3 separate regions of the Mus musculus genome follow, and regions 1 and 3 are each linked to region 2. The links are chromatin loops, found by intact Hi-C in ENCODE. Cell type or tissue: left cerebral cortex. All regions are shown on one strand. Links, peaks and the distances in the headings refer to the core of each region. The heading gives the core; the rest is flanking DNA.

Evidence for each region. Peaks named below come from ENCODE experiments on the same cell type or tissue, not always from the same donor. Only the 100,000 strongest peaks of a DNase experiment are listed, where the experiment ranks them.
Region 1: a loop joins it to region 2, with 6 times the contacts of the local background. A loop is called at or near these places in 11 of 42 quality-filtered maps.
Region 3: a loop joins it to region 2, with 3 times the contacts of the local background. A loop is called at or near these places in 5 of 42 quality-filtered maps.

Annotation. Positions count from the first base shown.
Region 1 is chr11:119,360,612-119,368,082 of GRCm38, forward strand. Slc26a11 (solute carrier family 26, member 11) reads left to right here. Exons shown (of 17, transcript NM_178743.3): 5 at 1,606-1,685; 6 at 2,789-2,931. Among named protein-coding and RNA genes, the nearest start is that of Slc26a11, 8.8 kb to the left of the region's middle. In left cerebral cortex, for the core only: CTCF peaks have their summits at 3,137 (motif pointing left) and 3,373 (motif pointing right); a DNase peak (open chromatin) is centred at 3,097.
Region 2 is chr11:119,301,569-119,309,039 of GRCm38, forward strand. Card14 (caspase recruitment domain family, member 14) reads left to right here and starts at 6,200. Exons shown (of 23, transcript NM_130886.4): 1 at 6,200-6,369. In left cerebral cortex, for the core only: a CTCF peak has its summit at 3,954 (motif pointing right); a DNase peak (open chromatin) is centred at 3,968.
Region 3 is chr11:119,481,779-119,489,249 of GRCm38, forward strand. Rnf213 (ring finger protein 213) reads left to right here. Exons shown (of 68, transcript NM_001040005.3): 64 at 619-696; 65 at 1,153-1,347; 66 at 1,877-1,966; 67 at 2,059-2,237; 68 at 4,227-5,640. The coding sequence ends at 4,380. It overlaps A930037H05Rik (RIKEN cDNA A930037H05 gene), which reads right to left. Exons shown (of 4, transcript NR_153849.1): 2 at 7,124-7,222. Among named protein-coding and RNA genes, the nearest start is that of A930037H05Rik, 5.7 kb to the right of the region's middle. In left cerebral cortex, for the core only: no CTCF peak of the experiment used is centred there; no DNase peak of the experiment used is centred there.

The DNA of each region.
Region 1 (7,471 bases), core at 1,090-6,089, 59 kb after region 2:
CTAAAAATGCCGGGCGTGGTGGCGCACACCTTTAATCCCAGCACTCGGGAGGCAGAGGCAGGCGGATTTCTGAGTTCGAGGCCAGCCTGGTCTACAAAGTGAGCTCCAGGACAGCCAGGTTTACACAGAGAAACCCTGTCTCGAAAAACCAAAAAAAAAAAAAAAAGTGCTAAAACTCCCGGTCTTGAGTTACCCAAGGGTAGAATTTGCTTTCCCCGCTGCCAGCCCTAGCATGGGACTGTGGTGTAAAGTGTCTATGCAGCCAGCATGCATGTGCAGAGTGCTATTGAACTCTATCCTGCACTTGGCGGCTTGGGCCCCTCGTGGCCCACTCAGGGACACACCCCTCGCTCGTGACCCTGTGTCACCACCTTGTATTGCCACGAGGTCAGGGCTGCTCCACCTCTCTGTGAGGCCTGGGAATTTAGGATAGGAGTATGGATATGTGTGTGCGCTGGCCGGTGTTTTCTTTCTTTCTTTTTTCTTTCCTTTCTTCTTTTTTTCTCCCACCCCGATTGCTAGGCACCAGGTCACACTTTCACGTGTCTAACTCCCAACAGACACCAGACACTTAAATGACAAGCTCCACTTTAAAACAAACAAACAGCATAGCAAGATGTGTGTGTGTGTGTGTGTGTGTGTGTGAGGAGGAGTCACATACACACATCAGGGTATGCTGGTGTCTTTTCTGGGAGTCCCTGTCTTTATTTGAGAAACAACCTAATTCATTGTTAGTGCATAAGTAGAGTACATTTTTATTTTTTCCTTTCCCTCATGGGAATTGAATGGTTTCTTGTGGGATCATAATGCCAACAGGTGGATCCTTCTCTGTACCTCGTTTTGTAATCCTAGCTGCCCACCTGTTTTTTTTGTTGTTGTTGTTGTTTTGTTTTTTGTTTTTTAAATGTGATTAGTGACTGGAGAGATGGCTCAGCGGTTAAGAGCACCTACTACTCTTTCAGAGGTCCTGAGTTCAATTCCCAGTAACCACATGGTGGCTCACAACCATCTGTAATGGGATCTGATGCCCTCTTCTGGTGTGTCTGAAGATGGCTACAGTGTACTCATATAAAATAAGTGAATGAATAAGTAAATCTTTAAAATAAAACAAAACATCTCTGCTTACTTGCCCAGAGTGTCACACCTCAGTGTTTGCAACAGTGTCAGGCTAGCACAGCATGTCACCCCTCTCCTGCCCCCAGACCTCGAGTCATCACTCAAACAAAACCAAGGATTGGAAGCCCTGCCTGCCCAGTGGTGCGCAGATGGTGTTGTGGCGGGTGTGATTTTTCCTTCTGGTTGGTGCTACAAGTGACAGCCATGACTTTGGGCCAGTGTCTGACCACACAGCTGCAGAGCTGGTTTCCCTGCTTTGGGGTGTCCCACACTGGCCTTTTGTTTGTATTAAGAAAACTCCATCTCTGGCTTTTGGGGCCTTTAGGGATCATCTGGTAGTCTCCTCAGAGCCAGAGACAGCATGGCCCTTGGGACTGGGGGTCCAGCATGGGACTCCAGGGGTTCTCCTGATAGAGAGGGAGAGGCAGGGGAGAGTGTGTGAGGAGCTGGCCTCTGGTGGGCGGTCTGATGGTTCCTCTGTTTGAACAGAACCTGCTGGGATTGCAGAAAATCCCCCGGCAGTTCTTCCTCCAGGTGTACCACACCTTCCTCCACATCGGAGAGACCAGGTACCTGTTGGCTTATGTCCTTCCTTCCAGACGCCCTCGTCACCCCCACCTTCATCCCCATCCAGGTGACATTTGTTCTTTCTCACATGGGCCCTTGGAAGCAGAGCTCTTCCATCATCCTGCCGCAAGTTAGACACCCAGGCCAGGCCAGAGCCAGTGTTAGCAGCATTGTAGCAAGGACCTGGGCAGTGTGGACAGCCTTCCTCGAGCCAGTTAGTCAGGAAAGGCCAGACAGTGTCTCTCTTCCAAAGTTCTCAGTGAGGATGAGACCACAGACACAGCACTAAGAGCTGATACAGGGTACAGGGGCAGTGGGCAGGGCCAGTGAGCCTTGGAGAGGGCTGGGGAACCCATAGGGAGACTTTTCTCAAGAGAATTAAATACCCACCGCATCAGCCCAGTGGGAGCCAGGATGCATGGCCTTTTCCTTATGCCAGAAATTATTTGGGGAGCCACCCAAGCTCAGGGCAATCTGCTGGGCTCCCCAAGGCCTGAAGCCAGTGGCAGGGTGCTTCCTGTCTGCCCTGGTGATGGCAGGGGAGTGAGACTGGCTATTCACACTCATTACAGTTAGTGCAGTGGGCAGGGTGTCACTGACTATGTAATCCCAAGGTCTCCAAACCTCTTGGGAACAGACTAAGCATCCATAGGCTAGAGGACTGGAAAACTGGGCCAATTGTCCAGTTACCATGGTGATGAGGGGCCTCTCACCTCCCAGCCCCACAGGGGTGTGGCCTTCAGAGGCCAGAGTAGCTCTGAAATAGAATAGAGACAGAGATTATTCAGAAGGTAGAAAGTGGGACAGGGAGAGAGACTTGCAGCAAAAGTTACCACTGATAGTTATTCTCTTGTCTGTGATCCTGTCATTCGGGATGCTGAGGCAGGAGGATTACACGTGCAAGAACTGTATAGAGAAACCCTGTCTCAGTAAAGGAAAGAGCAGCCATAAACTGAGCCCATGCTGACTGCCCGCCTCCTTGCCCTCCACTCCCTCCCCTACCACTCCTCTTTCCTCTCCTCCTCCCACCCTCTTCCCTCTTGGTTCCCCTCCCGCTTCCCTCTGCACCTTATCCCCACATGCATGCACCCACCCCCGTCTGCAGGGTAGGCGACGCTGTCCTCGGACTGGCCTCCATGTTGCTGCTGCTTGTGCTGAAGTGTATGCGGGAACACATGCCTCCTCCCCATCCTGAGATGCCCCTTGCCGTGAAGTTCAGCCGTGGGCTGGTGTGGACTGTCACAACAGGTGAGGGGACCTGCTGGTAGAGGAGCCAGTTCCACAGCGGTCGTGCTATGGACGGGGCTGTGGGCATAGGGGCTTCCCAGCTATGCTGAGCTGAAGACACAGGGCTGCAGGTAGTTTTCAGGCATGGTTGTCAGTGCAGCGGGGGCGCTGTTGCTGCCATCTGGTGGTCAGAGACTAGAGGTGTGCTGACCCCACTGTGGGATGGGCGCCTCTGCAGAGTCAGTAGCACAAATAGCAGCAGAAAAAAATTAAGTCCCACTGAGACCAAACAACTCTGGTTTGTCTTTTCTTTTGATTTATTTACAGAGTGATCATTGCTTTTAAAAAACATATTTAAACTTTTATGTATGTGTTTGGCTTGCATGTACCATGTTCATGCAGTGCCCACGGAGCCAGAAGAGGGCACCATATCCCCCAGAACTGGAACCATAGACGGCTCTCGGGGCCCCATAGGTGCTGAGAATTGAATCTGGATTCTCTTAACCTTTGAGTCATCTCTCCGGGCCTCTTTTTAAAATATTTTAACTTATTCTTTGACATTCTCATACATTTATACAATGTATCGGTGACTGCCTTCCACATGTCCCCTCCCAGGTTCACATTTTCTAAGCAACTCACTGAGTCTAATTAGTGCTGTATCCATTTCACAGTGCTGTAGGGCTCTCTGCTGGAGCATGAGCAGACTACCCAGAGGCCACCCTCTCTTCCCCAGCAGCAGGGGTGGGATCTCATGAGCCCCTCTCAACCTATGATGGAATATTGACTGGCTTGATCCTTGAGTTTGAGGCCAGCCTGGTCTACAGAGTGAGTTCCAGGACAGCCAGGGCTACACAGAAAAACCCTGACTCAAAAAAACAAACAACCCATACAAACAAGCAGATTTCATTTATTGAGACTTGTGTGCCTTCTAGACCGTGAGGTGGCCATTGCCCTCACGGACAGCACGTGTGGAGATCAGTGAACATGTTGCAGGAGTTGGTTCTCTCCTTCCACTATGTGGGTCCCAGAGATCAACCTCTGGTCTTTAGACTTAGTGTCAAGTGCCTTTAACCACTGAGCCATCTCCACTGCCCTAGGCTACTGTATTCTTGTCACTTTCTTTTCTGTTCCTTAATTATTGAAAAAGGAATGTGGACCTCTGGCTGTGGTTTATTTTCCTATCCAGAAGTTGTCTGAGATGTCTGTCCCTAGGGACATGAACATGTAAGATGGGGTCTATATTGTTTCTTTTTCCTTTTTGAAATAACCTCTGCTCTACCGTGTCTCCGTAAGGTGAGATTTTTGTGGACATCAGAGAAATGTGGTTTATTTTTAAGCCCTATTGTTGTAGAAATCCAAGGTTTAATCCCAATCCAAAGTTTCTATCCTGCCTTTGACCATTTAGTTCACAGAGAAAAGACACACACAACCTTTATTATTTACAATAAGCCTTAAACAGCACAAGAGCTGGCAGATACCTACCCTTTATGTTGTTAGAAGCAACTTTCCTAACTACTGTTTCATCTGGGCTGCTCTTAGCTCTAATTGGCCAGCCCTCAAGGCCATGTTTTCTTAACTCCTAACCCATGGCATCTCTCCCCCTCCTCACCTTCTCCACTCTCTCATGGTTCTCCTCCGAACCCCCAGGCTCAGGAAGCCTAAAACCCACCTATTCCTCTTCTGCCTAGCTACTGACTGTCCACATCTTTATTCACCAGTCAGAAATAACTTGAGGCAAGGTCACATAGCGTCACTTGGGTCGTCCTTTGGTCTTGAGGAACCAGTATTAGCATTAGAATTCAAGCAGCATCAGGCCAACCCATAAGTTTTCCCATTTTTTTTTTGTCCAATTAAAAAGGTTCTTTCTCTTATGGTAACAAACGATACATAGTAGGAACTATTTGGAAATGATTTTAAAAATTATTAAGAACTAATTACATTTAAAAGTCTGGTCTGGAGCTGGGCGTGGTGGCACACACCTTTAATCCCAGCACTCGGGAGGCAGAGGCGGGCAGATTTCTGAGTTCCAGGCCAGCCTGGTCTACAAAGTGAGTTCCAGGACAGCCAGAGCTATACAGAGAAACCCTGTCTCGAAAAACCAAAAAAAAAAAAAAAAGTCTGGTCTGCTTGTATTTTGTAACTTAGATGAGGTATTTCACTCTCTATCCAATCTTAATGAGTTAGAATTTTTATCAATTTTTTAAAAATCTTAACCTGTATTACCATCCTAAAAACATCCTTTTAAAATCCTAAACAACTTGCCGGGCGTGGTGGTGCACGCCTTTAATCCCAGCACTTGGGAGGCAGAGGCAGGCAGATTTCTGAGTTCAAGGCCAGCCTGGTCTACAAAGTGAGTTCCAGGACAGCCAAGGCTATACAGAGAAACTCTGTCTCGAAAAACCAAACCAAAAAAAAAAAAAAACAAACAAACAAACAAAATCCTAAACAACTTAAGTTTACTTGTGAGGCTATAACTACCTAGTCTTCAACCCTGTCTGAGATTTGAGTAGGAATAAATATTATTTGAGTACGCAGGAAGCACAGGGATACAGATTCCAAAAATCATAGAAATGACAGAGATAGCTTGCCACCTGGAGAGTCCCCAATATTCCTTATAATGTTGGAGCATCTATCTTCAGCCTTCTGGCCCTGAACTTCTGACAGACCTTCAGTAAAGCAGGAATTTTGAAGGACTAGCTTGCCCTGTCTTGGCAGAGCTTAGTAGTCAGCTATCCTGCATCTGTTTGTCCTTTTTGAACAGCATTCTGTCTGCAGATAAAGTTAGAGGATTCCTTGCCCAGTGGCTAGTTTGCCACAATTGAAGCAACTCCACACAGAGATACTGATGTCCATTAACTTCCTTGAACTGGGATAGGGAGGGGTACAATCAGGAGCAGAACTGTCTCATAGTCAAAAGATCTTTTAATAATGGAATTATTTTTTTTAAAGATTTATTTATTAACATTGTAGCTGACTTCAGACACGCCAGAAGAGGGCATCAGATCTCATTACAGGTGGTTGTGAGCCACCATGTGGATGCTGGGACTTGAACTCAGGACCTTCGGAAGAGTAGTAAGTGCTCTTACCTGCTGAGCCATCTCGCCAGCCCCATGAAATGATTTTCTTTTTCTTTTTTTTTTTAAGATTTATTTATTCATTATATGTAAGTACACTGTAGTTGTCTTCAGACACTCCAGAAGAGGGAGTGTCAGATCTTGTTACAGATGGTTGTGAACCACCATGTGGTTGCTGGGATTTGAACTCTGGACCTTCAGAAGAGCAGTCGGGCGCTCTTACCCACTGAGCCATCTCACCAGCCCATGAAATGATTTTCAATGCCATATTCTGTGTATCTCCAATGCTCTTGAAGACCATTTATCTATTTATAGCATATCTGAACAAGCTAACATTGCCTGTCACCAGCTACCTATTTTCTGTGCAACCCAGGGCGTATATTTCTGTGATAATCCCGACTCATATGTCTAATAGACTATGAGTTTGACTGACTGACTATCAACTTGTTCATCATCCTAAACAGTTTGGAATAGCAGCTATTAGAAGGACTGGGATTAAACCTTGTATTTTAAATGAGTTGCCTAGGCATGATGCGTATCTAAGAGTAACAAAAGGAATCTTAAATTTTCTATCAATATAAAAAGATTTATATCAATGGAAAACCTAAACCTGTTTCAATATACCCAATTCTGTACCAGTGTAAGAAAATATAACCCCAATTCTGCATCAAAATATGAAGATATGAAGATCTCTACCAATGTAAGATTGTGGCTCTAAAATCCTTTTAAGAGTAGATTTAATAATCCCATCCCTATTTGTCTAATTTCTTATAATATTACTGTACCCTATGGCAGTCTCTGCTTTGTTCTGGTTGAAATTTATGCCTTTCACGTCTCTAGCGTCCATGGGTGTGTTGTGCTGTGTGTCTCCAGGCTTTGTTTTTTCGTGTTCAACCCTTGTCTTGGATGAGCCCTTTATGACCCCCTTATTACCTTTATTAACTGATTAGAGCCTGAGGTTGTACTTCATGGTTGGTGATGGTTTGTCTATGCTCAGCCCAGGGAGTGGCACTATTAGAAGGTGTGACACTGTGCGTGTGGACTATAAGACCCTCATCCTAGCTGCCTGGAAGTCAGTCTTCTCCTAGCAGCCTTCAGGTGAAAGTGTAGAACTCTCAGCTCCTCCTGCACCATGCCTGCCTGTATGTTCCCACCTTGTTCCCACCTTGATGATAATGGACTAAACCTCTGAACCTGTGAGCCAACCCAAACAATAAGAGTTGCCTTGGTCATGGTGTCTGTGGATAGCAGTAAATCGCTAGCTAAGTCCCGGTTCTTTAGGGTTTGAGGATCATGTGTCTCTTTTTTCTCACAGAAGAAGTATAGAAGTCTACTTTCTTTTTCCCCTTGATGCTTTAGAGGTTCTGTCTGCGGTCTTCTGGCCTTCGTTCTGGGTCGCTCCAACGGGAGGGTGCTCCTGTTGTTACCTGCATTTGACCCTTTTCTCCACGGCTTGTAAGCTCGTCCCTCACTGTTACTAAGTGCTC
Region 2 (7,471 bases), core at 1,138-6,137:
TCCCTTAACACAAGCTGTCTTCCCACCTTGCTGTAATTTCTTAGAGTACCCAAGTGATTTGAAGACCTTGGTTTTCTGTAAATCAGTAAGCAGCTGTAATCTATCAGTTATGAACAGTATGCCTTTGTCACTTGCCTTGTTAAAAGTATCTGGTCGACTTGGTTACATTGTATTTTATGCATAAATATCCACGTAAAAGCAACAGTCAAGACTAAGGTGGTGTGTATATACCCTGTGACCCCAGCACTTGGGTGGTGGAGGCAGGAGTGCCCAGAGATTGAGGCCAGAATGGCCTAGGTAAAGACACCGTCTTTATCAAAACAAACCACAGTAAGGGCTAGAAGGATGGCTCAGCGGTTAAGTGCACTTGCGGCTCTTGCGGACGCAGATTCAGTTCCCAGCACGGCTTTCATATAACTTAACCAGTTCCAGGGGACCTGATGCCCACTTCTGACTTCCAAAACCACCTGTATGCATCTGGTCCACACACATGCACTCATCATGCAACTGACAGCCCTGTTTGACAATCTACAACTCCAGCGCTTAAGCTGACAGATTTTGTTTTGTTTTGTTTTGAGACAGGGTTTCTCTGTGTAAGGACTCTGGCTGTCTTGGAACTCACTTTATAGACCCAGGTAGCCTTGAACTCAGATCTGCCTGCCTCTGCCTCCTGAGTACTGGGATCAAAGATGTATATAGCACAACACCCAGATAATTTGATTCTTATAAATCTCTATCACCATTAGAAGCAGAGGATGCTAACATATGTCTCACCTTACCAATTTTACTGATGGAAAGACTGGGCTCAGTCTACATTTTCAGCAAGGGAACAATTGGTCCAACTCTGAGTTTATATTCCAGTGGCTTTATCCTGCTTACTAGGACCTGGGCTCTTTAGCCCTGGACACCTTGGCCTCTCAAGGGAAGAAGCCCCCAGTGACAAAGATAACATTTGTCATTTTGACACCATTACATTTGGTCTCAGGACCCTTTCCCATTGGTATCATATTGCCTACCCACTTGTATTTGGGGACTTGTATTTGCTTAATCTAAAAGGCCTGGGTATATCTGTTCAGCTTCCCTGTCTCCTTAATGTAAGTAAACAGTTTCCAATGTTCTCACTACTCACAGGGGAAGAGGAGGAGTACAGGCCTAGTCCAGCTGAGCAGGAACATGGCCAGCTCATGTGGGTTCTGAGGGGACAAGATAATGCTAAAGCGTGTTCTGCTCAGGAGCCCATCTGCACCAACTGAGCTCCAGGAGCCAGGATGGCGACATTGGACAGGGAAATCCAAAAGGTTGTCCCCAAAGGATTGCCTTCTGCTAGTGTTCCCACCCACGGCCATTCCTTTCTCAAACACACCTAGCAGGATCTGGGGAGCCCTGCTTAGCATCCTGTGACCTCACCTTGCCCTCTGCGGGCCCGGGGTTCTGCACGTACACACTAAGCTGGCCTGCCCAGCCATGTACTGGAACCATTTCCAGTCCTGGACTGGAGGTAAGGGTTACTTGCCTTCATTGCATGTTTATTCCAGGGAAGGGCAAGACCAAGGAAAATTATCTCATAAACAAATAAGATAATCATGCATAGTTACTGTGACGTAAACGAAACAGACAAGGTAGACTGAGTTCCTGAGGTGCTGGTTTCACTTGGTGGCTGGAGGGAAATGTCGCCTGACTTGAGAGGGGGGTGTTCATAGTCAGACCCAGGGAAGGAGCTCGAAGGGAAGGGGCAGTGAGAGTGAGCACGGACAGGGTGAAATGAGAAGGGCCGCCTCATCTGCAGGGTCTCACAGACTGCGATGGCCACAGCACCCCGTCCAGATGGGGCAGGATTGGGGACGGCCATTGATCCCTGACTTGTAAAAGTGACCCAGCTACAAAGAGAGATGGGAAGGAGATGCTGAAGCGATGAAGAGAGGGGATGGTGGCCGGGGCCGCTTCCTGGTTCTGTGACAATTTTAGATGGAAGTTTACAGAGCTGATGGCTAGGCTGGGTGGGGCTGTCAGGATTACAAAGATTTCTGGGTCACAAGATGGGGGAGTAGGGGGGGTGCAGAGGGAGCTGCTGGCATGGAGTTTCCCTGTGTGGTAAGTGGGGTGAGGGGAAATGGGGTGTGGAAAGTGGGGTGAGGGAAGCTTAAAACAGTTGCGTGGATATTTTCTGGGTGAGCAAATCAAGCATTCCCTGGCACCTGGTTCCTGCTGAAGTAAATATTGATCCAGATGGAAGATATTGATCCAGATAGAAGGATGTTCAGTCCCCTGCCTGCCTGGGAGGACCTCAGGAATGTTCATCTGCTCTCTTGGGTCTCAGGCTAGTCCCCCAGGTTTCAGGCTAATTTCTAGGTCTCAGGCTAGTTTCTAGGTCTCAGGCTAGTCGCCCTGAGGAGGAAAAGGCCACAGCCACTCTGCCAGGACCAGAGTCAAACTGAGCAAGAGCCTCACCACCTCCTGGGCAGGTGGAGCCTGCTGGCCTCAGGCTTCTCACATCTCCACATGTCCCTGCCTCATGTAAGAAGGCTCTCCTCACTGAGGCTCGGGCACTCAAAGCTCTAGGTAGTTCTAGGAAACACAAAGAACGTTGCCACACAACGGGGGGCACTAAGTCTCTACCCTAAAAGACAGGCCCGGCACAATGGCACACGCCTGTAGTCTCTGGCACTCAGGAGGCTGAAGCAGGTGGAAGATGAGTTCCTAACCAGCCTGGGCTTTGGGGGGCAAGGGAGCTCGCATGCACACACAACCAAGCACACCCAGCATGATAGCACAGGGCAGCCTGTGATCCTGATGCTCAAGGGGCAGAGGCAGGAGTTTCATTCCAAGTTCAAGACCATTCTCAGCTTCTACTGAGCTCCAGGCCAGCCAGAGCCACCCATAAAGAGCTGTCTCAAAGTGCAACAAAAGTCTGAAAGACAGAAACCATAAAGAAAAATATATAACCTCTTTAGACTCCAGGAGCTACAGACACAAAGCAGAAACTCCAACTAACTCGCTGCAGAAAGCCTCAGGGCACACTGCTGGTAGTTACCCAGTGTCCCTCAGGATTGCAACTGGGAGTCACTTCCAGGAACAGGAACACAGCTTCTGACACCACTCAAGGTGGTCACAGCAGGCTGAGAGGAGCTAACACCTTGACAGTATGGCTTATGGTAGTGGTGATCAGAGTGGAAAAGGGACAGGTGCTGACCCCAGGCCAGCCAGAGGGCAACTTTGGGCAATATTGCTCTTCTCTCTAATGTCCTAGAGGCCAGGACGGCTGGAGTACGCCTTGGAATCACCCCGTAGCATGAGTGGAAATGGAAGAACTGGCCAAGTGGGCCACCCTGGGAGAGGAAAGATTAGACACACCAGGGCCTGCAAAGCAGCAGGCTGGAGGAGAGTCCATGCGGAGTGGAGGTGGGGTTACACGGAGGACTGGCGTGTCACAGACCACTGCTCATGGGCACAAGAATCCCAGGACTTTTCCCAACCCATTGCCTTCAGTTTCTCAGCACTCAGCCAGAAGCCTAAGCAGGCAGGGTGCAGCGCACCCGACTCCCTGCCCGCCACCGGGTGCCAATGCAGCGAGTGTGCCAGGGCAAGGCAGGAAGTCAAGTCCACAGAGCAGCGGCAGAGCGAATCGCTGTCTGCTGCTCCTCCAAGCTCCGCATAGTCAGGCAGATGAAGGGGGAGGACCTACTGGCATTTGCACATTCCCAGTGTCAACTCCCTGCAGGACAACAGAAGTCAGTGCCCAGTGTCACACCACCACACTTAGCACGCTCTCTAGTGCATGCAGGAAGGCTCCCCCAACCACCACCGCCACTCTCCTAGCCTAGGATGGTCTGGAATTCATGACCTCCTCACTCTGCCCCCTGAGTACCAGGAACTACAGGTCTATGCCACCATGCCTGCCCTTGATTAAATATACAGTCTTCGGCCTACATGTATGCCTGTAGGCCAGCAGAGGGCACCAGATCTCATTCTAGATGGCCATGTCTTTGCTGGGAATGGAACTCAGGACCACTGGAAGAGCAGTCAGTGCAATTAACCTCTGAGCCATCTCTCCAGCCAGCCTCTGGTTTTTTAAGGGCAGTGACTGAGTGGGCCCTCCTCCTTCATGTGGCACGGCAGCAGTTCTTTGCCTTTCCTAGGTTTATATAAAGCTTTCTATTTCTGAGCCTTAGTGAGGAGAGCCTTCTTACATGAGGCAGGGGCATGTGGAGATGTGAGAAGCCTGAAGCCAGGGGGGCTCCACCTGCCCAGGAGGTGGTGAGGTTCTTGCTCTGTTTGACTCTGTGGTCCTGGCAAAGTGGCTGTGGCTTTTCCTCATCAGGGGGACTAGCCTGAGACCTGGGAGACTAGCCTGAGACCTGAAGAGCAGATGAAAATCCCTAAGGTCCTCCCACCCAGGCAGGAAGAACATCCTTCCACCCTGATCAGCATCTATCAGCCTGACATAGTTTTATCCATTCACTCAGGCAATATTCATGTGTGGGGCCGTGGGTGTAGGGGGAGAGAGGGGAGGGAGAGAGCCTTTCCACGCAGCCCCGGGTGGGCATCTGGTTGTGTGAAGCCACTGACCTCACACCTGAGGGGGTGGATAAGGGGCAGCCCCCAGTACCAGGTTCTCGCTGGATGCGGCGGAGGAGCTGAGAACAGAATAGGGGCCCCGGGGCAGCACTAGGCCCTGGAGATATAGGAAGAGGGGGCAGGGGGAAAGAGGAGGGGTGCTGGGTGGTTCCCACACAGGCCAAGTCCTTAGTCTGGGTCTTGATGAGCAGAGACAGTCTATGGTTTTAGAGCTTTATTGTAGAAAGGCAGGGGAAAAGAGAGGAGATATAAAGAGAGAGAGACCAGCCGTGGCCAAGAGGAGAGAAGGGGAAAAGGAGAGAGAGAGAGAGAGAGAGAGAGAGAGAGAGAGAGAGAGAGTTAGAGAGTAAGAAAGGTGAAGGCTTAGAGAGAGGTAAAAGCTTGGAGAAAGAGAGCTTAGAAAACGAGGAGGGGCCAAGCAGCCCCTCTTATAGTGGGCTGTTATCTTGCTGTTGCTAGGTAACTGTGAGGAGTCTAGCCTGAAGGTCAGAAGCTTGGGACATTGTCTACATGACTGAAAGCCATGAGCCTCTCCTGTGGGGGCTGTGGGGGCAGTAACTTCGACAGGAGCCAGGGGTCTAGGAGACATGAGAGAACTCCTTCCATTCCATGTAGGCGAAAATTACCACCACCGGGTTTCACCAAGGTTCATGGCCTCAGCTCGACTGGAGACCAGGCCGTCTGTGCATATTCCATTGCCCCACATTCATGCAACTGTCCTAGGGGTGGGGCTGAACAGAGAACAAGAAAGACGAGAACTGTCATGTGCCATGGGGGAGAAAAAAATAAAAACAGACCACAAAATAGATCTGGGCAGACAAGTGAAACAGGCCAAGGGGGAGGGAGGGCCCAGACGAGAAGCCTGCAGTTTAAAATAGAAAGGCCTGGAAGGGCCTTTTTTATGGGAAGCTGGACCTGGAGTGGTGTCAGAAGGAGGTGAGGGAAGTTCCTGGCAGCGGGAACAGCAGGTGCAAAGGCTGGTGTAGGAGTAAGCCCGGAGCCTCAGACTTGGAAGGAGGCCTGCATGCCTAAAGGAGGTGAGAGGTGTGGGCGCTCAGCAGGTACCCCATAAGCACTGCAGACTGGGCACTGCACTCTTGGGTGCCCGCACACCAGAGGGAGTGCTTGGGTCACTGCCTGCTGTGTTGAGTGCTGGCAGTGGGAGGGGTCAAAGAGCCACTGTGCAGAAGAGGAGGACCACGGATGTAGATGTAAGGATCCCAGCCAGTAAAGCAATTAGATTCCAGAAAGAGTCCCTTTTGGCACAGCCCAAGTCCCCTTATGACATGCTGACCTTTAATGGGCCTGCTGGAATCATTATGCAATTCCTGTAATTGGTTATGGGAACGAGGAAGGCCCCGAAGTCATCTCAACCCTCCTAGGTTCTTTCCAAGAGTAGAGGCAAATGAACTGGGCTGACAGCTCAGGAAGGAGGGACGGTTCTCCTGGCTGCCACCACACCCTCTATCACAGCCCTCAGTGGGGAGACCAGATACCTGGCATCTCCCAACAGGTGGTGGCAACTCTCACATCAGCCAATCAGACCCAAGAGGAGGGAATGTGCTGGCCCTTCCCTTTGCACTTAAGCCTTGTATATAAGGCCCTGCTCCTGTGGGAAGATCCCAGATGACTGTGCCATCAAACCTGCTCCTCACTTGCTGTACAGCCCAGCCCAGCCTAAGACTGAGCCTCCGACCATCACTGCTACAGGACAGGAAGGCAAATGCAGAGTCTGTCCCACCAGAACCAGTCAGCATGCCAGAGGGACTGTGGACAGGTCAGGACAATGGACAGGTCAGGACAGGGTCCCAGCTGTTCTGAGGCAAAGAGGGGCTGCGGCCATCTCCCTCATTGAGAGGAGATGGCGCCTGGGAAATGAAGGGAACGGTTTGTCTCGCTGTGCTTGATTAAAGCGCAGGAACATTCTCGAGCTGCTGCACCCATCCCCCCACAGAGCCAGAGGGGCTGACGGGTGGAAGGAATGCTGGGATTTATGGTCACACCTTCGGGTTACTGAGGTTGAGTGGAGGGGAAAGCAGGTGTCTGGAGGCAGTGGACGGATTCTCACTGATATTTCTGGGACCAAGGGACTGGATTTTAGCAGAAGAATACAAAGGGGACCGTCCTCCCCTCTTGGCTGGGTGGCCCTCGGCTTAGCTGCTACATATGTCAGCCACGTGTTCTAACCTTCCGTCCAGGCTGTGTGTGTGTGTGTGTGTGTGTGTGTGCTCATGTGTAAGAGAGTGTGTATACGTGTGGGTGAGAGTGCGTGAGTGTGTATATGTGTGTGTGTATAAGATAGAGAGAGGAGAAACAGTGTATGATCATGTGTAAGAGACTGTGTATATGTGTGTGTATGTGTATAAAAGAGAGTGTGTGTGCTCATATGTAAGAGTGTGTATATGTGTACATGAGAGTGTGTGTGTTCATATGTAAGAGTGTGTATATGTGTACATGAGAGTGTGTGTGTATAAGAGAGAGAATGTGTGTGTATGAGAGAGGGAGAGGGAGAGGGAGAGGGAGAGGGAGAGGGAGAGGGAGAGGGAGAAGGAGAGGGAGAGGGAGAGGGAGAGGGAGAGGGAGAGGGAGAGAAGAGAGGTTTCTTCCTATCAGACAAAGCAAGAGGCTGAGCCTTGGGTTCTGAGAAGGCTGACTGACGGGAAGGTCTCCTAAGAGGAGGACCGTGCATGCAGGAAGGCTACTCTAGTGTTGGGCAGGGTGAGAAGATTCTAGAGAGCTAAGGCTACCCCGAGGGTGCCAGATCTGAGGCAAATTTTCTTTCTCATTTGGACTCACCCCTATCTCTAACCTTATAAGTTCCCTCCTACCAGCCCCACTTTCTGTTTGTTTTCTGAGACCAAGTCTTGCTCTGCTGCCCAGGATTAAGGTCGTGGGT
Region 3 (7,471 bases), core at 1,090-6,089, 180 kb after region 2:
TCGAGTCCCTCGGCACAGAGGCCTGTGGCTCCAGCTCAGGTTTCCAGTTACCTTAACTCAATTGTCTGCCTTCACACGTAGGATTTCTGCCACCTATTGAACACAGTGTCAGAGCCACACTCTGTTCCTTCATCTGGACTGCTGGAGATCCTTCCAGTCCACTTAAGTACATTGCATGTAGGTTTATTTATTTCCATAGGCATCCATAAGTTTATCATATAGCTTACAGTTAGGCTGTGACTTGATCCCAAAGCTATTTCTGATTCCCTCTGACAGCCCTGCTATCTCGTGCAGTGACTCCCTTAGTGAATGAGCTATCCTCCTACACTTGGTCCTCCTGGTGCCCCTTGCACACTCAGTGTGCTGCAGTGTTCCATACAGCAGGATCTCTGAAGCCACTGTAGCAAAGCTTCACTGTTGTGTCACTGTTTCTAAAGATGGCATCTTCAGCATAGACATCCTGGGGCAACACTGCGGGCTTTACCAGAAATGTCTTGAATAGCTGGGTTCTGCTACTGAGTCACTGAGGGAAGATGTGTTTGCCATCTAGTGAATATACCCACTATATTCTATCAATTTTTTTCTATTTTATCTCTAAAACTTTCTCTCTCCCTTTAGGGAATACCCACCCTGGTATACAGACGGGACTGGAACTATGAGCATCTCTTCATGGACATCAAGAACAAAATGGCACAGGTGCTCTTGATAGCCCTTGTCTCTTGCTGAGAGGCTCGAGCTACTAAAGACAGCTCCAGCTGCATCATAGCTACTGTGAACATTAGCGTCTCGGTGTCTTCATAAGAATCCTGAGACTCCTGTGAGTCCAGTGCTTTCCACAAAGGAAAGCAGGACAGCAGATCACCAATTTTTTTTAGCTGATTTTAAATATACTGACATCTTGTGGGACTGGTTTCTTGGTAATATATCACAGTTATGTGTGCTGTGGCTAAACAGCCAAAGAACTTAATAGTGTTGTCTTGAGGTTCTATAAGTTTGTCTATGTCTGTGGAGTCTGGAGTGCTGCCTGCATCAGGCTAGTGCCTTCTGGAGAGCCTGTCCCAGCTCTAGCTTCAGCAGTGACAAAGCTAATCTCTTCTCAGTTGGTGAGAAACAAGCCCAACCCTAACCCGAGCCTTCCATTTTATTCTCCAGAGCTCACTCCCTAACTTAGCAATCAGTACCATCAGCGGACAGCTACAGTCCTATAGTGATGCCTGTGAAGCCCTGTCTATCATAGAAATCACTCTGGGTTTCCTGAGCACAGCTGGTGGGGATCCTGGCATGGACTTGAATGTGTACATCGAAGAAGTCCTACGGATGTGTGATCAGACAGCTCAGGTCTTAAAGGTAAGCACTAGTGCCAAGCCTGGTGGTATACCAGTATTGCCGGTACTCAGGAGGAAGAGGCAGGGAGATTGCAACTCCCAGGCCAGCCTGGGCTATACAGTAAGTTCCATGCCATACTAGGCTTCTGAGTAAGACCATGTCTCAAAAGAGGGAGGGGAGTCCTGTTGGAAAGTGTTGCATGGGAATCAGCATGACCCTTGTCAAAAGCTCCTGCTTACTTCCTAATTCCACCATGCATTAATGTAGGAACTCCCCAAAGCAGGAAGAATCAAGAACATTGCTCACACAATCAGTCTGCCCTGTACACCATATACTTGGATCAGTAGACTGACATATGCTCTATGATGTCATCTCTAGGCAGGGCCCACCATCTGTGAGCACTGCAACTGTACAATGTGTGATGTCATGAAGAGACAGGCATAGGTCATGACAAGGGAACTAGAATGAGCTCAAGACAGAAATGGGGGAATGTGCCTATGGTGTGGCATTTGGATTCCGTGATGCACATGGATGACGCTGTTTCTTTCAGGCCTTCAGTAGATGTCAGCTGAGACACATCATTGCTCTCTGGCAGTTCCTATCTGCACATAAGTCAGAACAGCGGCTGCGACTGAACAAAGTGAGTCTCACCTCTGCTTCCACTGTGAGGCTGTGGCGGCACTCTTCCCGGGCCTTATCTCTCTACCCACCCTTGTCCATCCTTCATTTCAGGAGCTATTTCGGGAAATTGATGTGCAATACAAAGAGGAGCTCAGCACACAGCACCAAAGACTCCTGGGCACATTCCTGAATGAGGCAGGCCTAGACGCCTTCCTCCTGGAGCTCCATGAGATGATTGTGCTCAAGCTCAAGGGCCCCCGGGCTGCGAACAGCTTCAACCCCAATTGGAGGTAGGGCGTTGTACAGCTGCTGGCAAATGTCCCATTGCCTGCTGGTGGCTTCCCCTAGGCTTGAAGGTAGTCCTGCCTTATCCAAGACCCTTTTTCTGCTAACTCTCCATGCCTTGGATACTTTATAGATTTGGTTTGCTTTGGTTTTCAGTTTTTCAAGACAGAATTTCTCTGTATAGCTCTGGCTGTCCTGGAACTCAACTCACTCTGTAGATCAGGCTAGATTCAAACTCAGAGATCTGCCTCTGCCTCTGCCGGGATTAAAGGTGTGCACCACCACAGCAGGCTTCTTTGGTTTTTTGTATTCTATTTGATTTTAATCCTTTATGATTAAAAGAAAAAAAAAAGTCAGAGGTTAGGGACATGGCCCAGTAGGTAAGAGTGTGTGTTGTTGGGCTGGAGAGATGGCTCAGAGGTTAAAAGCACTGACTGCTCTTCCAAAGGTCCTGAGTTCGAATCCCAGCAACCACATGGTGGCTCACAATCACCCGTAATGAGATCTGACGGCCTCTTCTGGTGTGTCTGAAGACAGCTACAGTGTACTTAGACTTAGAGTGTGTTTTGTACAAGTGTAGGAGCTTGTGTTTAGATATCAGGCACCCACATCAAAACTTGAGTGTGTATGTCCATAACTCAGGACTGGGTATATGGTAGGGACAACTGGCAGATTCTGGGAACTCACTGGCCAGCTAACAAAAGCAAAAGCAAGTTCCGGGCCAGTAAGAACCTATCTCAAGGAAATAAGATGCAAGGTGGCAGAGTAAGACATAAAATATCACCCTTAGGCCTCTGGACACACATGGACAAACGTGCACACATGTAACATATCACACACACACACAAAAAGGCAAGCAACCAGGAAGGCAGACTGGGGATGTAGCTCACTGATAGAGTGTATGCAAGGAGCCCTGGGTTCATTCCTCAGCTCTGCATAAATGGGGCATGGTGGCACATACCTATAATCACAGCACTCAGGAGTTTAGGACTCAGGTCCATCATCAGCTACATACACAGCAAGTTTGAGGCCAATCTCAGGGCCACATGAAAACAACAAAACTCATAATCTCATGACAAGTAGACTTATGTAAAAGCCACCCCAGTGTGTAAAGGCACAGTTATCCCTCTCTGCCAAGTCTGTCAGTCTAGTGGTCCAACACCAGCATGTTCTTTTCATTTGTACGTCCCGACTCTGAGGCACTTAATGGCTGGGCACATTTTACACTCATCAGCTATGTGTGTATGGCACAATGAATTGTCTCTTGATAGTTTTTGTTTATTTGGGGGAAGGCTGCTTATCTTACTTTAATTTTTATTATATGTATTTGTGTGTGCTGCCTGCATATAAGTCTGTCAACGCTTTAGTGTCTGCTCCCTGGAACTGGAGCTATAGAGATGGTGTGAGTCACCAGGCGGGTGCTGAGAATCATTCCCAAGCTCTATGAAGAGCAGTGGTGCTTGTACCTCCCAAGTCATCTCTCCATCCCTGTCTACTTATCTCTTAACAGTTTGAAAAGCTCTTTGTAGAGAAAGAAACTAACCTTTCCTCAGTATTACAAGTGTTCTCGAGCTTTTAGTTTTATGAAGTAAACTGATAGTTTTTCCTTATAAAGCGTCTACAGAGAAGACTACAAGCAAGAGTCTGCTTTATCATGTCTCGGGTTATAAAACAGCCCTCTGAAGCCAGGCAGTGGTGGTGCACTAGAGAGGCAAAGGCAAGCAGATCTCTATGAGTTCAAGACCAGCCTAGTCTACAAGAGTGAGTTCCAGGACATCCAGGGATACACAGAGAAACCCTGTCTTGAAAAAACAAAAACAACAGCTCTCGGGCATGGGCTCCCAGACCAGCACAGGAGCTCAGCCCTTGGCTGACCTAAGATTCTCAGCATGTCTGGTCTTGGCAAGCATCTTGGCCCCTCTTGAACCACAAAGCATGACCACTGGCCTGGCTATGATGTTACAAAAACTTTCTCTTGTTCCTTGATTTCACAGCCTCAAGGATACTCTAGTAAGTTACATGGAGACTAAAGACAGTGACATCCTTTCAGAAGTGGAGTCCCAGTTCCCTGAAGAAATACTCATGTCCAGCTGCATCTCAGTGTGGAAAATAGCTGCTACACGAAAATGGGACCGACAATCAAGGTAGAGCAGCTCAGCCTTCAAACCCAGCTGGAAAGGAAGGTCTTCCTCACCTCCCTCCACAGCTCCCAGTATGGGCTGTGGCTTTTGTGTGAAGGAAAGTGTGGGCACAGACTGGATTCAAGGCCTACACTCACCCTACAATGTGATAGCTTTTTCAAAGCCAAGCTGTTTCTGGATCATGTGCCTATTCCAAAATTTCCTTAAGTCTGATGAATGATTGTCAGTCAACTGCCTCATGAACATTCCAGAAGGAACAAGAGAACTGCACTAAGGTCACACCCAATACCGATCCTTCTTAAGACTGACTGCCTCTTACCTCAAATACCATGGCCACCACTTTACTGCATAGAGAGAAAAAACTCAGGGTAGTCAATTTTTTAAATTTTTTTACTTATGTATAGAAGGACCTCAATTTATTCTTTCTCCCAGTCCCTTAATTTCTAAGTAGTATACTCATATCTCTTGGTTTGCAAGATGCATGAAAATTGCCACACTAACCCAAGGAAATCCAAGGTGCTGATAAAAGCTGTAAAGCCTCATGAACAACCCACCATGTAAACCCACCATGAGCCACTGCCAACCACTCACTGAGATCACCGGACAGAGAGTGGAGAAGGATGAGCGCACTGGTGAGCTGGAACTAGAGTGCGCTGTGGAGTACTTGCCTACCATAGCAAAGCCCTGGGTTCTCTCCCCAGCACTGCAAGTGGGAATAGGGACAGACAAACAAAGCACTTTCCAGTTCTCATGTCTTGAGATTTCAAGTAAAGATGTGTTAGTGTAAGCTCAGATCCGAGGTATTTGGGTGCTGGGAACATGGCAGAGCCCTTGCCTAGCATCTGTGGTGCCCTAAAGTCCAATTCCTAGCACTGTTAGAAAGAAAGGTATTAGGATCACAGTGGTGAGCTTTTATTCTAAACTATGAGAGTACCTGTCCTCCGATGTCTGCATCCCAGGTTTTTGGGGGTACAGGGCTTAATGAACTTGCCAACTTGGCCTTGGAGCTCCTGTGATCCATCAGAGGGCAGCTCAGCCCCACACGTCTTGCTGTAAGGCCCCTTCTGGCTTTGAACTAGGCATTATTTTTTTTTTCTGTCATGAAGAATTTTTAATTATGATGCTTTATTTTGTATGCTCTGCTTTTAAAGTCATAACTGTCTGTGTAGTATTACCCACTGTGATGTACAAAATGCATGGATCTAACATTGGCAAAGTAGACTGCATCATGTTTACCATACCTATTTTAATAAACTTGAATTTCACAGCTAAGAGTCCTGTTTGGGCTGGGCAGATGGCTCGGTGACTAAGGGCACTTGCTGCTGAGCCTGACACCTTGAGTTCAGTCCTTGGGACCCACACGGTAGAAGGAAAGAACTGGTTTTCCAAGTTCTCCAAGCATTTGCATGTCCATGCACAAGTACACGTGCGCACACAGTTTCTTTGGAAATGGTTTAGTTTTCTGTGACAGTGTTTCTGCTGTAGTATCCAGTAGGGTTCAGAACAAAGCCTACTCTCTAGATTAGCACATGGGGTGATGCGGACTCTTGTTTATGATAGAGACAACACTGCTTAGAGTCTTCTGCCAGAAGGAGCCTCCCTGAAAATATCTACCAGCAAATGAAGATGAGCTGAGTTCAGTGAACTGGGCTGTGGGTAAGGAAGGCCCCTTAGGAATAGGAAACAAAGGCAGGGAAGTGAAGCCTAAACCATTGTGAGACTTGCTATTTGTTAGCTGAAATAGCCATGAGCTTCTTCAGCTAACAGAAAGTTCCAGTGATGAACAGTCACCACGAAACCAGTGGCTCAGAGGGCTCAGCCAGGACACACTGTGACCCAAGTGCACCAGGTATGAGCAGGAATATCTCTCATGTGCTGTTGTGTGACTTCCTGCAGAGATGTGAGCAAACATCTAGTTACCCCAAAAAATATGTTGGGAAAAAAAACCCACAGAAATGACTCCAAATAAGTCTAGCTTAGTCAGGTACAGGGCACAGGTGACTCAAAAGCTGAAATGCTCAACCCCGCTTGGGTACAAGTTATCAAAGCTACACCTTGGGGCTCCCTGACCCACAAGTCTCTTCTCCCCCAGCTTACTGCTTATGTATCCTTGGAGTCAGTCAATAAGTCTTGGGGGTTCTGGGCTTTCATGCCTAGTAAGTTGCTCCTGAGCTTCCCTTGCTCTGCCTCTCAGGAGCCAGTGCTTCAGTTAGGAGCAAGTATCTCCACAGCAGATGGATAGTGTTGAAGGTCAGGCTGCAGAACAACTGAACCTGGAGAGGTGATTGCTGGCCTCAGGAGAAAACCAGAGGCTCTGAGCTGAATACCAAGCAAGCAGCCACCAGCATCAATACCACATTCTGCATGTTCGTTCCTGCTCCTTTAGTTTGCTACATAAATCTCGGCACGAGCATTCAGAACCTACATGCAGCTGGATAATGGGCATGAAGAAAGCACCTTCCTCCTGAGAGCAATGCTGGCAACTCTCGCTTCTGGTACTCTGGTACAGCACACCTAGAACGTTTCAGAGCCACCTGGGGCAAGAGTGAGGAAGAGCAGGGGTGCAGCCTTACAGCAGCCCCATGCTCTGGGGATCTTCCCGCTGCGCTTCTCTTCCCACATACACATATCAATCAATACCTCAGCCATAACCTCCTCAGAATCCACAATTTCTGTCCCATCTCCATTGGTATGAATGGCTCCCAAATACCAAACCCTGACCACTCTCCAACAAAGCCAGGCTGGCTTACCTGAGTCTGGGTGTTGCCTCTCCTGTCTGCAGGCTTGATGACTACAGGCCAGCCACTCTTTAAACTGCAGTTTCTTCCTCTGCAAAATGCCTTGCCGATCTGTGGTAAAGTAACACAGGACAGATAAGCAATAGCACAGCAGCTGGTGCACAGTGAGCTCTGGAAAACCCAGCTCAAAACCTGCTGGCTTTCAAGTCCTGTTGGCTGTGTTACAGGAAGCCTTTCCCAAACCACACGCTCTAGATTGGTCTAATCTACACTTTTATACTTTCCTCTTGAAATGTACATACATATGACATAGCTATACATTTCTCTGAATTCTCCTAGGACTGTAAGCCAATTGCTACC